Linked DNA regions of Mus musculus: region 1 is linked to region 2. Evidence: chromatin loops called from intact Hi-C (ENCODE). Cell type or tissue: left cerebral cortex. All regions are shown on one strand.

What was found. Hi-C counts contacts between places; a loop is a spot of excess contacts. Peaks named below come from ENCODE experiments on the same cell type or tissue, not always from the same donor. Only the 100,000 strongest peaks of a DNase experiment are listed, where the experiment ranks them.
Region 1: it touches region 2 in a loop (1.9-fold over the local background); 2 of 42 quality-filtered maps call a loop at or near these places.

Annotation. Positions count from the first base shown.
Region 1 is chr1:156,763,560-156,766,059 of GRCm38, reverse strand. No RefSeq gene overlaps it. Among named protein-coding and RNA genes, the nearest start is that of Gm39683, 20 kb to the right of the region's middle. In left cerebral cortex, a CTCF peak has its summit at 1,266 (motif pointing left); a DNase peak (open chromatin) is centred at 609.
Region 2 is chr1:156,837,352-156,839,851 of GRCm38, reverse strand. The region is part of intron 8 of Ralgps2 (Ral GEF with PH domain and SH3 binding motif 2); the gene reads left to right. Angptl1 (angiopoietin-like 1) reads right to left here and starts at 829. Exons shown (of 5, transcript NM_028333.2): 1 at 615-829. In left cerebral cortex, no CTCF peak of the experiment used is centred here; a DNase peak (open chromatin) is centred at 961; H3K4me3 peaks cover 705 bases.

The DNA.
Region 1 (2,500 bases), 74 kb after region 2:
GGAACCTCCATTTATCAGAGGAGCCCATCAACTTTCTTCTATTATGTAATGTAGTCTGCCATACATGACTGTAATGAGAATTCTAAGTTTACTTTGTTGAACTTGCCCTGAAATTTCTAACTCTAATCCAGAAAACTGCTATTCCTGATTTCTTTCACTATCTCTCTATCAATACTGGAGGCATTTTGTTTGAATAAGTCAAATCATTCCTTGGGGGCACCTATAATAAAACAATACTGAAAGAAAGCACACAAAGCCCTCCAGCGACTATCTCAAGGACAAATCTGGACCACATCCCTTTTAGGGGACACCAAGGACCTCCAGGAGACAAGTTTCCGTGAAACTTTTTGCCTCAGGACTGTGGCCAAGCTTTTGGACTTGTCATGCAAACTCCACTGGAGTGGGTGTGGCACCCCTCACTGCCTGTGAGGTAACCCACCCTAGCAAGTACCAACAGCAAGTACACCACCTTCAATGCAGCACCCAGTACAGGCTGAGCAGACTGTGTGATGAGTGCTGGTGGGAAGCATGCATAGAGTAAATAAACTATAAAGAGAATACCATATGGCTGAGCTTTATCACTCTGAGGTACATAGCTGAGGAGGCCTGAGATAGCACACGACACCCACGTTTGCTTCAGCTCTAGTCACAGTAGCCAAGTTACAGAATCTGCCAAATGTCCATTATCAAATGAATGGGCAAAGAAAGTGTGATGTATACATACGGTGGAATTACTCAGCCATATGGAAGAATGAAATCATGTCATTCGCTGGAAGATGGGAGCAACTGAAGAGCATCATATTAAGTGAAATAAGCTAGACTTAGAGAGACAAATGTCATGTTTCCTCTCATTTGTGGGTTCTAGACTTTATAGAGACATAAGATCACATATGTAAGATCATATATGTTTATACACACACACACACACACCATGAAAACAAAAGACTATAAAGAAAAAAGATGGGTGTGTGTGTGCAAGGAGTAGAAAGGAGAGGGAAAGGGTGAATATATTTACAGAACCTACCACTCACTGTGCACAATGAATATGTACCAATTCAAACAATGCTTTTCACGTGAAGTAAACTGGGCAGTGGCCCACACATTTGGGAGGCTGGGGATAAAAGGTTCACTGCAAACCTGAGACCACAATGCTATGCAGCACTACAGTGAAATCCTGTCCAAAAGACGGGGCTGGAGCAACGGCTCAGTTGCCCTAGAGGACCAGTGTTCTGTCCTTATAACCCACATGGCAACTGTAACTCCAAGTCCAGTCGATTTGGCGCCCTCTTCTGGTCTCCAAGAGCACTGCATACATACACGGACAAACATTTCTGGCAGAAAACACCCATACACACAAAATAATGAAGTCTTCTTTAAAGCAAAATAAAGATAAAAAGTAAATTAAAGTAAGTTGAAGAGGAGGAGGAGGGACTTCCCCAGGATTCCTCAGCGTCAGAGTCAGCAGATGAGCAAGGCTTCCCGTCTTTGGCGTTTTCTGTGCTGCTACAATAGGGATGAGGACCCAGGCACAGGCCCCACAAAGCTGTCTGCCACTCGCTCTGTCTCAGGCAGGCAGGGCAAAGGCACTCAGCGTGCTTCACTACAGACAGTCCCATCGATGGAATTTAATGGAGTTTATTTAGCAAGACAGAAGTGATTCTGTGAAATGGGATAGCCTCAGAACCCAGGTAGGCTCTGAGGACTCCAGGCAACAGTGTCTTCTGTTAGGAAAACAGGAGGGAAACACAGAGTATGACTATAGGAAAACAGGAGGGAAACACAGAGTATGACTTATCTTGCTACAACTTAGCTAGGCAATCAGTTATCAGTTATGTCCGTTACACTCTCTCCTTTTCACTCCTTGTCCCCTCCATCCCCTTCCTTCACACATGTACCTTTTGTTTTCATGCCATACATACATGCATACATAATACATACATACGTGTACACACACACACACACACACACACACACACACACACACACGTAACATCTTAGCAATCTACAGTGCTTCCTGCAGCCACCCATAGCTTAATCATGGCTAAACTCCACTTGGCTTTCCCTGCTAGGCTTCGTGCCCCAGTAGCTGGTTCATTTCAGTGGCCTCTGGCCATTTAGTTCACAGAAGACACACATGGGGTCTCTACCCGAGCACTCATTTCACAAGTCAGGCACTGGGTTGGCCTGTTTAGTCAAGAGGTGGCAAAATCCCCCTCGGCTTTGTCAAGAGCTTGAGAGAGAGGCTGTTCTCCCTGACATTGGTCATCCATTCCCAGTGGTCCTTTGGAGAGATGGTCCCGGATTCTGAGGGTCTCGGAGCTCCTGTGGCACAGACAGTGATGATAAAGCATGAACTTGTAAGGCGTTAAAATCATAAGGCTAGAATGTTCTGGGCTGCACACCCTTCTAGGACCTGCCCTCTGGGGTTGCTATGCTTTTTTTTCTTCTTCTTGCGGTGATGGGCTCAAACCCAGGGCCTTGGACATGCTAGGCAAGTGTT
Region 2 (2,500 bases):
CCTGACCTTGAAGGAGGTTTTAATTATTGTTTGTATCAATATTACTTTTCCAAGGAATTTCCAGCTTTAATCTGTTGCTGAAATGAAATTTCTGTTGTAGGAAATTGTTTAAAATGATTAATCATAACAAGAAATAACATAGATTAACAAAGACTCAGAAGAGTTTTGTTCAGTTGTAACTGAGATTCTGTTGCAAGCATTCAGCTGACCAGCTCTTAGCTTTGTTTTGTAGCCATACTTTGAAAATCGCAGTAGTTGGTGCACGTCTTTACACACACACCAGTGTTCAGAAGAGAAACTCACCGCGCTCACAGTTGTTTCCTTTATCCTACATCCTTCGCTGTGTAAGCCTTAGGCATTTACTGAGTTACTTGTAAAATTTTGTAATGTCACTAGAGCATTTGTGTTTAGAACCCAGCATGTATGTCTCAATCTGTAGTCACATATGAAGCACTTCATGACTATTTTTACAGAAAGATGCAAAACAAAACCTTCAGATACAAATTGGCAGCATCTTCTAAAGTTCCCTGAGAAATCTCTTACTTTCTAGTACAAAGGACAATGATGCATTTGACATAGAATTTTGAATAAATCTAAGAGAAATATTAAAATACCTTTGTTGTCTGTTGAAAAAAGCGAGTCCGTGAACGTGCGTCCTTGCCCTTGCTCTCTGAGATCAGTGTAGAAGTTTGTTCGGCTTTACTTCAGAGGTAACTGCGTTTTTTGCTCTGACCGGTGAATCCAAGGAGTAAGGAACTTCTTTTCACAGCACTAATGGACTGAGTTTGCTGGGCCACCTATGTAACTTGGGGCTATCTGTGGACTTCTCTAATGCAGCAGAGAAGGTTCTGTGCCTGTGCTGTCTGCTGCATGGAAATGTGCAGAAACCAGCCGCAGCTGACAGACTGTCCACACAGTCCGAAGAGTGATTCCCTCTCGTTCTCAGTAGACTCAAGTTCAGCCCACATATTACGTCATTAGAAAAGAGCTGGAGCCAGGAGAGGGGGTAGGAACCTCCTCCTTAGGATTTCCTCTCGCTGCCGAGGTGGGGCTGGGGGAGCTGGATCAGCAGGAGGCTGAATAGCTCTAACAAGGAGAGATTGTGTGCAGGTTGAAGGAAGGGCACCATCTGGAAACAGGCTATCATAGTTCAGCAGGCAATTATAAAATAAACATTTTAGTCTGCCTGCCACAGAGCTTTTGAGTTGGAAGAGAGAGAGAGAGAGAGAGAGAGAGAGAGAGAAAGGAAGAAAAGAAAAGAAAAGAAAAGAAAAGAAAAGAAAAGAAAAGAAAAGAAAAGAAATCCACTTTAGAAGTAGCTGCAGGCTGTAAGGAGCTAGACTTTCCCCAGAAGCAGCCACCTAACAGTGCTATTCTGACAGCCTCCGGGACGCTTAAAATTGTAAGTAATTGTGTAATGTTTAAGAGAAAATTGCTTTTATTAGCTTGACCTTTAATCTCAGCACTCGGAAGGCAGTTGAATCCCTATGAACTTGAGGCCAGCCTGGAATACACAGTGAGCTCCAGGCCAGCCAGGGCTAATAAGTGAGAATCTGACTGAAGAAACACACACACACGCACACACATGCACACACTGCAGACCAGCCAGGGCTAGTGAGAACCTGACTCACACACACACACACACCCCTTGTTTTTATATGTAGTCACCTAAAACAAGGGAAACTGGTAAATCTGGTGAAAGAAAAATCTTAAATTCTGTAATACATAATTGATGCTTTTTCTGATCTTAAGTTCTGTGATAGGTAATATACTTGCCTATAAAATTATGCCTCCTGTCCTAGCTAGGGTTGCTGTTGCTGTGAAGAAACACCATGACCAAAGACAACTTAGGAAAAGGTTGATTTGGCTTACACTTCTACATCACTGTTCATCACCAAAGGAAGTCAGGATAGGAACTCAAACAGGGGAGGAACCTGGAGGCAGGAGCTAAGGCAGAGGCCATGGAGGAGTGCTACTTACTGGCTTGCTCAGCCTGCTTTATAGCACCCAGCCATAGGACCACCAGCTCAGGGGTGACTGGGCCCTTTCACATCAATCACTAAGAAAATTTCCTCCAGGCTTGCCCTCAGCTGGATCTCATGGAGGCATTTTCAGTTGAGGCTTCCTCCTCTAGCTTGTGTCAAGATGAGTTAAAACTAGTCAATTCAGTGTCAATTGTCAAAATAAGGTGGTGGTTGTTGTTGTTGTTGTTGTTAGTTGATTGGTATCATTTAAAAACAAACACAACCCTGAATTAAAAGAAAAAAAGAAAACCCAAAGGATCGTTGACTCCCCATTGACTGTGAACTGAAGATGAATCATCATGTCCTCTGGCCCAGCCTTTTCTACTATAAAAATAGGTTCCAAAAGAGCAAAAGAGTAAGTCTTGAATAACTATTTTTTTCATGAAACAAATATTTAGTAATTCAATAGCTAAGGAAACCCGAATTTCAACATCTTCAATAGCTTGGCTTAATGCTCAATGATAAGTAGAACCTGA